2 separate regions of the Homo sapiens genome follow, and region 1 is linked to region 2. A link is a loop called in an ENCODE intact Hi-C map of the cell type or tissue named here. Cell type or tissue: heart right ventricle. All regions are shown on one strand. Links, peaks and the distances in the headings refer to the core of each region. The heading gives the core; the rest is flanking DNA.

What was found. Hi-C counts contacts between places; a loop is a spot of excess contacts. Peaks named below come from ENCODE experiments on the same cell type or tissue, not always from the same donor. Only the 100,000 strongest peaks of a DNase experiment are listed, where the experiment ranks them.
Region 1: it touches region 2 in a loop (4-fold over the local background); 65 of 110 quality-filtered maps call a loop at or near these places.

Annotation. Positions count from the first base shown.
Region 1 is chr21:36,628,516-36,634,009 of GRCh38, forward strand. It overlaps LOC105369308 (a long non-coding RNA gene), which reads right to left. Exons shown (of 3, transcript NR_188246.1): 3 at 4,166-5,055. Among named protein-coding and RNA genes, the nearest start is that of SIM2, 68 kb to the right of the region's middle. In heart right ventricle, for the core only: a CTCF peak has its summit at 2,388 (motif pointing right); a DNase peak (open chromatin) is centred at 2,406; H3K27me3 peaks cover 2,604 bases.
Region 2 is chr21:36,925,824-36,931,059 of GRCh38, forward strand. HLCS (holocarboxylase synthetase) reads right to left here. Exons shown (of 11, transcript NM_001352514.2): 5 at 4,428-4,610. Among named protein-coding and RNA genes, the nearest start is that of HLCS-AS1, 38 kb to the right of the region's middle. RefSeq lists a silencer at 1,930-2,122. In heart right ventricle, for the core only: CTCF peaks have their summits at 1,984 (motif pointing left) and 2,183; a DNase peak (open chromatin) is centred at 1,998.

The DNA of each region.
Region 1 (5,494 bases), core at 277-5,276, 300 kb before region 2:
GCAATGGTGCCAGGTGGCCCCACAGAGCCTCCTCACTCCTGCAGGCATCCATCTGAAATTGGACTTCATGGGCCAGGACTTCAAGGTGAACTAAAAGTAACAAGCAAAAGCCACTTGCCTCTTCTCTGCTTGAGGGGAAGTCGACCATAGAGTCAATTCGTCCCTTCGCTGATTTACTGGCTATCACAACAAACACCCTGAAATACATTCCGGAATATTATCATTGCCGCAGCATCTGCTCTGCTCTGCCAGCAAACACGACTCCCCAAAGCCACGCCAGGGCGTCACCTACTCTCCTACCTCTGCACATCCATTATATTTTTGTAACGGCAAAGGGTGCAAAAAGCAAACAGTGTGAGCTGGGCGCATGTTTTTCTAACAGGGCAGTAAGAAAATACTTGCTACCTGAGATATTTCTGTAAGTCAGTGAAGCACGCCATTCAACATGTGGGTTGCATTATCCTCTGAGTTGAGCCTGGCTTTCTAACTCACACTAAACAGGCGTCTGCCAGGGCTGAGTTTAATAAAAACTGCAACTTTCGCTAGTTAATGCATATAGGCAATAAAGATTCAGGCATCCCGAGTGCTTAAGAACAGGCTAATTGCTGTGCACTCTGTCCCTAAATGAGGGTTGTCCCCAAAAAACAGCAGAGAGACAATGACCCTGTGAGCATCCACTAGGACCAGCCTGTGATGCAAGCTTTTGAAGCATCCACACGTGATGTGCGTCAAGCTTCTGAAGCTACGCTCCTGAGGAAGGCTTTGTGCAGCTCAGACTTCCCCACCATCTGCTAACCATGCCCTGCGATGGTTTCCATCCTAAGTGGATTTATGTTCCATCCCTTCATGATGCTTGCCTACAAGGAAGGCTGTATTATTTGGAATGTATTATTTGGGTCCTGGACTGTATTATTTGGGTCCTAGAGTTTTTTCAACATGTTCATGTTGATGGTTATGTCCTTTGATTTCACTGAGGTCATTACAAGAAGCGTCTAGATGAAGATGATTAAGAAGCTTCTGCATTGGAACTGACGTCGTTTCGTTATCAAGGGTGCCCCTCGTTTTGTCACCCAGGGAGCCCAGTAGATGGTCCAACAAAAAAAAAATTTTTAACATAATGCCAGGAGAGAAATGCCCTTAAAAATGATTAAGTGGCCAGGCGCGGTGGCTCATGCCTGTAATCCCAGCACTTTGGAAGGCCGAGGTGGGTGGTCAGGAGGTCAGGAGATCGAGACCATCCTGGCTAACACGGGGAAACCCCTTCTCTAACTAAAAACACAAAAAATTAGCCGGGCATGGTAGCGGGCACCTGCAGTTCCAGCTACTCGGGAGGCTGAGGCAGGAGAATGGCATGAACTCCGGGAGGCAGAGCTTGCAGTGAGCGGAGATCGCGCCACTGCACTCCAGCCTGGGTGACAGAGCGAGACTCCATCTCAAAAAAAAAAAAAAAAGAAAAAGAAAAAGAAAGAAAGAAAGCAGCAACTTCCCCACTCAATCTTGGGAAATGAGGGGACAGGTAGCCCTATTTTCTGTAAGAAATAGTTTCTGGGCCAGGCACCTTGGCTCTCACCTGTAATTCTAGCACTTAGGAAGGCTGAGGCGGGAAGATGACTTGAGCCCAGGAGTTTGAGATCAGCCTGGGCAACATAGTGAGACCGTGTCTCTATAAAAAAATTTGAAACTTAGCCAGGTGTGGTAGCATGAGCCTATGATCCCAGCCACTCCAGAGGCTGAAATGGGAGGATCACTTGAGGCCAGGAGTTGGAGGCTGCAGTGAGCTATGATCATGCCACTGCACTCCAGCATGGATGACAAAAAAAAAAAAAAAAAAGAAAGAAAATAAGAATACATTCTCACTCACCCCTCCTCCAGAATATATATTTTTTTAAATTCCTAGTTAGAAACTCCAAGCTGTCACTGATTTAAAAGAAAAACAGTTGCTGGGAGATACACAGCTTGCTAAAGCAGAAGTCTTTCAAAATGTCACTAAAATATGAGAGTTTCCTCTAGTTATTTGGTTTCCGCCAAATAGCTAACCTATTGCCAGCTGCACACAGGAGTTAGAAAAAGGTTACAATTCATCCCACCCGATTTGAGATTTTTCCAGTTAAAGACATGGCGAGGTAGAAAGACCAAGTCCCTTGTGATGTTAGATGGTCCTGGGGTACCATTGGACTGGCCGAGTCTAATCCCTGCTCCGCCCTTAGTAGCTCTACAGCCATGGGGATGGAGCTTATCCTCTTGGCCCCCCTTTCCTTATCTTTGAAACCAGAGATATGTCTTAGATGATCTCAATGTCTCCCCTTTTTCTGAAGCCTATTACAACCTTGTGGAACCAACCATTCCTAGGGTCGCATGAGCTCGCCTTTCCTAAGGGGAATATTGAAAAGCATCCACCAGGGGGCGCCTGATCCGCTTCAGGCGGTGGCACCGGACTGGATTAACCCTGCAGACAGGTGAGGTGACCCCAGCTTTCCCATCCAGCCCTGGAAGGATTCCGGATGTCCGGGGATGTGACAGCCTCCCAGGGATTAGGCTAGAATCACACCATCTCCGCTACCAACCTGTTTTGCAATTTATTGACGCCTCTGAGCAGCTGGTCTGGATGACTCTATTTTCGGAAATTTCTGGCGTTTGGGGCCAGCTGTCTATGGGGGAAACATCTTTTCAGTACGCTCACGTATATGATTCAGTTGCAGGCAAGAATCTGGGAGCTGCTGGAAGCTGGGGGGAAAAGTCTCTGACTCTTGCCTTCAACCCCTGGCCACTGAGAAGTGGGACTGCAGCTAGTATGGCCCCCATAGCTATTGAAATGCCCGAGACACGTCAGTGTCTAAACATCTCTCAGACCACCCCTTCCACTTGGATGAACAACAGCCATCCTTTGAGAGCAGTGTGGTTCAGAAGCCACACCCTTAGTGCCTACATATTCAGGTTGGAGAACAGGTCTGCAGCCAGCCCTCAGCAGATACAGGGCCAGCTTGGAGGATAGGCTGACCAAAGAACTGAGAAGACTTATTTGGTCTCCATCACAGTTCTTGGAGAAGATGGAAAAAAGCGGGGTGGTTGAGCACCTGACATTCAAAATTGACCTACGTTGAGTGTTTGAGTTGTGAAAACCCATTAACAAGAAGGCGAATGTTTGGCTTTTTGCTGCCACAGATAAGGGCAGCTTAGGAGAGTTGCACTTTTTACCATACCCTGGAATAAAAATAACCTATCTGTCTATATCATAGACAGACCAGTTTGGGGTTTTATCCTTTAGTGTTTTGTTTTTTTTTTTTTGAGACAGAGTCTCACTCCACCTGCGCTGGAGTATGGTGGTGTAATCACTGCGCCCTGCAGCCTCAACCTCCCGGGCTCAGGTGATTCCCCCACCTCAGCCGCCCGTGTAGCGGGGACTACAGGTGCATGCCACCATGCCTGGCTAATTTCTGTATTTTTTGTAGATATGGGGTTTTACCATATTGCCCAGGCTGTTCTTGAACTCCTGGCCTCAAGCAATCTGCCCATCGTGGCCTCCCAAAGTGCTGAGATTACAGGAGTGAACCACTGGGCCTGTCCCTCCTTTGATGATCTGGATTAACCTGCCAACAGTCTGTCTTTTCCTGTAAGTCTGAAAAAAGCCACATCCTAACCCTGAAAGGGAGATCAGGTCTACAGGACTTGTGGGTGTTTTTTCCAATGCTGCCTTCTTCCCCCACCCTCTGCCTCCCATTCCAGGTGGGAAACGTGCTGGCAGGGTGACTTCTCTGGATTATAAACTCCGTGCCCTCACAGCTCTGAAGACTCAGTAGCCAGCACTAACATTGGTGAGGGGTGAAGAGCTGCTAACTGATGCTTATTATGTCTGAGCGCCAGGAACTTACAAGAAAAGTGGCCCCTGCTTCTCCCGGAACTGATGGTTCAAAGAAGCCAGCAGTCAGGCTGACAGCAGTCCTGCCAAACCTTCTCTCAGATGCAGGCTGTCCCTAAATGATAACAAGCTCCTGGAGGATCTGGGATGCCAGGATGACTGAATGCTCCTGTCCTCTCTCAAACCATCCAGCAAAGGGGCCGAGAGCTGTTTCCTCACCCAGTAATGCAGGCAAAATGCTGCATGAACTGGACAGAATTCATGAGGGTGTTCTGGTTGGAACTATCTGAATAATAACTGCTCCGGGACTGTGGGTTGTTTGATATTTTATTTCCTAAGAAGGGTAGGGGAAAACATGTAGGGACCCAATGTCTTGGTCCCAAAAGATAAACCCATCGTGGGGCCTGTGAAAGAAGAATGACATCCTTATCTCAGGCTGTTCTTGGACTCTTCATCACAGGGTGTCTGAGCCTGTGTGGATAAAATGTTCTGGAATAATGGGGCCGCTCTTTCCTTCCCCACCCCCATCCAACTGTGAAACAAGTTGTCATCTCAGAAGTGCCACAGAAGGGGGTGGCCTCCTGATCCACTTCCCGACTGACCTCACAGCCTCCAAGTCCTGGCTGAAGATTCCAGGTGGTAACTGCAGGGGCTGGACAGGAATGGTGCAGGTCTGAGCATGTGCACACTGACAGCTGTGAGCGATGGGGGACCCTGGCCATGCAGAAGAGGCACCTGCTGCCACCACACCCTGTGGGGAAGTGGGTGTGGGGAGGAAGAAAAGGGAAACATCCTTCTTGGTGGCAACTTCATAGCACCAGTCCCAGGATGAGTGGAGATGGCCACTACACAGTCTCCAAGTGACAGGAGCAGAGTCTGGCCACACGAGTCCCATCAGGAGAATGTGGCCCCGCAGGGCCTTGGCCCATCCACTCTTACCCCAGACCTCCTGGGAACTGCACAGGGCCAATCTTACATCAACCTGTAAAGACCCCTTGGCCACTTCCTGGGAAGGAGGACTGGGGCAAGTCACCGAATATCTCTTGACTTCACCTTCTCTTGCACAACAGGAAACATCAGAGCCACTTTTGTTATTGTAAACATTGAATGCATGGAGCATGTAAAGGTCCTTCCTAGAGTAGGATAAATGGGAGACTTCCTTCTTCAAAGGCTTCACTGTTTCTTAAAGCTGAGTCCTCCTGGCTCAAAGAGAGCAAAGATAAAGGAATTAGGAGCAGCCTCTCTCAAGCCAAAACTTACCCTTTTGCATTGATTGCTTCTGTAACAAATTCAAGTATCCCTATTGGCAAATAGATATTTTGGGCAGACTAAAGCAAAGATAACCAACAATGCAAGACTTCACATTTTAAATTGTTTCAAATGTTAAAGCTACCAGCCCAAGACCACCAGGAACACACTTGTCAAACACAGTGAGTTGCATTAGCTTGCAAGGGAGCACACACTGGGGAGCTATAGACTTCTCAAATAAGGACAGTCAGGAAGGGTATCATTATGGGAACTAGCAGGGGATGTGGGGTCATTCTTGGGAGGACTGGTCAACTTGTAAACAAGGTGAGTTGCTGGGACAGCATCTTTCCTTTAGAATACATGCAGTACACTTAAGCCTGTGCCGTTACT
Region 2 (5,236 bases), core at 1-5,000:
TCTCAACTGGGAAAGAATTACATTTTCTCTAGAACATCAGATTCGATAGAAAATAAAATCTATTAAAATGTTTCTATAAAATATAAAAGAATTATGTTTTTTCTGGTGTTCTGTAAGGGAAAGGATTATGTTTCTTCTATAAAATCAGTGTTTCTCAAAAACATTCATGTCCCAGCACAGTAAAGATGTATTGCTGCTGACTGCCTGTCACCCACTGGTGGCGGGAAGATGTGGTGGCCACCAGGTGATCGCACCCCGGACACCCCACAGTGAGCCATGTGGTGTATCAGTCTCTCACCCACCAACATCTGCAGAGAGGAAGCCATGGAGAGGTCCCCATATATATGGTCTTGGAGAAACAGTTCAAAGGGCTCTGCCAAGAAACTGGAACATCCAAGCAGGGGTAGGGCACCCAGGGGTACCTTCCACCCACAGAAGCAAAGGGACAGCTTCAGCTCGGAGGCCCCCACACACCAACTCAGAGCTCACAGTTAACCCTGGAAGTCACAGCTGCCACAGGCCATGAACAAGAGTCACGTGTTTTACTATCAGAGCGAACCCTTTCTAAATAATATGTCAAATATTAATATTAACCAAAGTATCAACACCTATGAGATTCCCTGCCTTTTAACATTCAAGTGTGACCATGTGTGAGATGCCTTCAAAGTCCAATGACACGCAGTCATTTGTTTTTAGTTTTTAATAACTAATTTGGCTCATTATAAAATAACTCATAACAAATAACCAATTTGGCTCATTATAAAATAACTAATAACTAATTTGGCTTATTATATATATAATCATTATAGAAAATTTGGAAAATACAGAGAAAGTTTTAAAAGATTATTAAAATCACCCTTAAGCACTCCACCACAAATAAGTCCCATATATACCAGATTTCCTTCCAGTCTTGTTTCCTTTTTTTTTTTTTTTTTTTGAGACAGGGTCTCACTCTGTTGCCCAGGCTGGAGTGCAGTGGCACAATCATAGCTCACTACAGCCTCAACCTCCCTGGCTCAGGCAATCCTCCTGCCTCAGCCTCCCGAGTAGCTAGGACTACAGGTATGCGCCACCATGCCTGGCTAATTTTTGTATCTTCTGTAAAGAATACGAAATTCTGCCAGGTTGCCCAGGCTGGTCTCGAATTCCTGGGCTTGAGCGATCCACCTGCCTCAGCCTCCCAAGGCATTGGGATTACAGGCTTGAGCCACTGCACCTGGCCCAGTCTTCTTTCTACGGAGATAGGTGTGTGGTAAACGTGTGTTTGTGTGTTTGTTTTATGGTTTAACTTTTTGTCATTTTGCTGAGACCCAAATTTCAATCCTGCTCCTGGGAGGTTCAATTAAACGTGAAAGCCTTGGTCGGAGGAAGCCCAGCTCAGCCGCCCACAGCCTGCATCTCAGCCAAGCCCTGCTTCCTCTTGGTATCGTGCACAGTGACACTGATGGAGCCACACATGACTGGGTTTTATAGTGGGAATCACACGCTACCATGGTGTCTGGGTGTCGATGAAGGTCTCCGAGCACATCCTTCCCAAATGCCAAGGGCTGACCGTCGCTGAGGCGAGTGTTTTTTCTCTTTGGGTCTTGCTACTATTCTTTCCAGTTATATCACAGTAACGGAGAAGCACATAAATCTTCTGCGCTATTCGTCATAAAGAGCAAGTGTCAAGGCACCAAACTGTGTAAACACAGCTGGTACGCAGTAAAACTATTTAGATAACTAGCATATTTATTTTGTTCTTTCATATCCCATACTATAATAGTACCTAGGACACAGTAAACGTTGAATGAAAGATGAATATTATTAACTGGGACATTGAAATAATTTCTGCAGACCCAAAAGAAAGTGCCACCAATATAATGGAAAACTATAAAATTATACTATGTGAAACTGATATAGACAGAAAAAAATTAAATCTCTGAAGAACAACTTTATAGTTCTAGGGTCCTGTATGCGAGGCAGCCTAGCTCAGCAGCGACACCCTGTGGTGAGAGATCTTTGACTCCCAGCAACAGAGTGTCTTGCAGGGCACAGGAAGCAGAAAGCCAGCCCAGGCATCCAATCCCTAAGGCAGGCGATGAGCCAAATGGACAGGCAGGATTTAGCAGATGACTGGGTGCCAAGATCCTCTCCATGGAACTTAATTCCGTGAGGATGACTGAGATCTGTTAAGTAGGGATGCCAGAAAGAAAACCAAATACAAAGCACAAACCCAATTCCATTCCCAGTCTCTGTGGTCCAGATCTATAAATACTGACCCATAGCACAGTGACTAGATGCAGGAGGAATTCAGCTGCCTCCGGAAAGACCACCTCAGGCAGTGCATATCCACCTTCAAATTCATTTGCACTATAATCCTTTAGAGAACTTGTATTCCAAGAAAACATCATATAAAACCTTGACTTCTGCCATTTCCTTCTACAGCAGATTCAAGGACACCTAAGCAGAGTTAATAAACATTAAGAGGCCGGGAGCGCCATGCCTGTAATCCCAACACTTTGGAAAGCCAAGGCAGGCAGATTGCTTGAACTCGGGAGTTCAAGACCAGCCTGGGCAACATGGCGAAACCCTGTCTCTACAAAAAGTATTAAAAATTAGCCAGGCATGGTGATGCACACCTGTAGTCCCAGCTACTCGGGGGGCTGAGGTGGGAGGATCGCTTGAGCTTGGGAGGTGGAGGCTGCAGTGAGCCATGATTGCACCACTACACTCCAGCCTGGGCAACAGAGCAAGACCCTGCCTCAAAAACTAAAAATAAACATTAAGAAATGAGGATATGTACAACATACACGTACTCATTCCATTCCTTGGGCTCCCAAAGTAAAGCAGAATTCAGTCAGAAATAAGCAGCTGAGAGGAAAGTAGTCCACAGCACAGATATCCAAGAAAATCAACAAGGCCAAGTGGAGGGCCCGCAATGGGAAGTGAACATTTCTGAAAATAATTATTTTCCAAAGTTATTATGTAATAAGGGGCTTAGTAGGGAGTGTCCATGTATGTGTATACAGAGCAAATATTTGCTTTAATCATGTTCAAGCATTTCATTCCCAAAGTTTGTGAAAGGGGAAATCAATACTCCCTCAATTGATCAATGAACAGGTGAAAAAGTATCACCTCCCACTGCCCCAGGCTGTTTAAAAAACTGGAAGGACAAAAATGTGAAGCATCTGTTGTGTGCTTGAATATAAGCAGACACATGATACAAAGCCCTGACATGGGTATTTCAGGTTATACTCATCCTAAATACACCAGAAATGCCAAGAGTTCCAAACTTCCACTCACAAGAGAATAACCTGGGGCAGGGCCACTCTTCCTATCCACTACTCTGTCCAAGAGTCCGGAGGTCAAGTCCGAAGACCAGCATGATCAGAACTCCGAGAAAGGGCAGGGAGCTCTGCCAAGGGCAAGGCCAGGCCACCTCACTCCCGGACTTCCCCAGCTGGGAGCCTCAGAGCAGGCACTGGCTAAGGTAGCCAGCCCCAGCCCTCCATCCCCAGGAAAAGGCGACAGAGAAGGTCTAGGGGACTGGCAGTGCTCTCAGATTTTCTATCTGTCTTCTCCAAGTGAGCCCATCACACCCAGATAGCTCATAGCTCTGCTCTCCTCCAAAAACTAAGGGACACAGTGTAACACAAAAGAAAGTGCCTCCTTTTTAAAAAATGTTGGGATGAGAGGTATAATTTGTTTGTTTCAAGAGAAAGTAGGTAAGTTTAGTGTTTAAAGTCACCTAGACTATTGGGTGTTTGCAGAAACTACATGGTTATGTCATTCAACTCACAAATTTGTCTGTTCAGAGAAGACAACAGAAATAGACAAAATAATTTGTCACAATGACTATGAAACTGATAGTATGGCCAAGCAGGGGGATTAGCAAGAACCTACACCTGGAGAATCTGGCGACCTGCCCAAAACCAGGTATCAATCACAGGCAGCAAGTGCAGGCATGGGCCAAGAGAATTCCCGAACACATTCCCAGCTCCGTGGGCATTTTCCTGTCAGACACGACTCACAGACGTGAAACCCAGAGCGCTGTTGCCACAAGATGGCAGACATTAGCACAAATGTGATTGTTCCAAAGATTTGCTGAAAGTGGCTCAAGTCAAAACAAATGTTTTCAATCCCAAATGAATAAAGTTACAGTCTGAATATACTCTTGACACAGGGACCCTCTTCCCCCTAACGTGGAAAGGGCCACACCTGCAGACTTAACACCTTTCTAAACTCTACTAGTTGGCCCTCTCTTATATATAATCCTCCCCCAACAAAATGAATATTTGCACATCTTGAAGATGATTTCCAAACCCGAAGTCAAAACAGAAATGGAAAATCAAAACCAACCAAAATAAAACAATTAAAGCAACGGGTCGCCACTGTGAAGAGGGCCACGTCACAGCGCGCTCTGCCCAGCTGAGCCCACAACTCACCTCCGCAGCTGACAGCAAGTAAAGAGGAGTTAAGGCAGGAACTTGTTTCATGTCACAGCTGAGGCCAAGGGTTGTCAGAATCTCTCTAAGGACTTCGTATCTTCTAAAATTGCTTGACTTGAGCAAGTTAAAATCTTCTGGAGTTTGCACTATGTTGGAGCTGGGAGGTAGTTCTAAGTGCACCTGAAGGGGAAAGATAGCACTATGTAAACTGAGGGCACTCACAGGCAATGAGAAAAACAGTTTCTTTTTTCTTTTTCTTTTTTTTTTTAAATTTAGAGACAGGATCTCATTATGTTGCCCAGGCTGGTCTTGAACTCCTGGGCTCAAACGATCCTCCCACCTCAGCCTCCCAAAGTGCTGGGATTACATGTATGAGCCACCACATCTGGCCAAAAAATTTCTTTACCAGTTTTCTTCTCCAAGTGAGCACATCACACCCAGATAGCTCATAGCTTTGCTCTCCTCTGAAAATTAAGGGACACAGTATAACCCACAAGAGAAAACTTGAACATGAATTTTTCTAATTATCAATAGCATATAAACTCTGAAGCTGTATATCTGGAAAGTCATGGCCAACAAAAGAACGATTCCAAAGAGCCTACTCAAATTTTGGTTGTCAGGCTGAGAGGCCACGGTGGAAATGACCCTGGACAGTCATCATCTCTCTCCAGGTACTGATGTTCCACACTCATCAGTCATATGACCTTCCGCAAGTTACTTAACTTGATTATAGGAACAAAATATCTAGGGCCGGGAGCGGTGGCTCACGCCTGTAATCCCAGCACTTTGGGAAGCCAAGGCGGGCA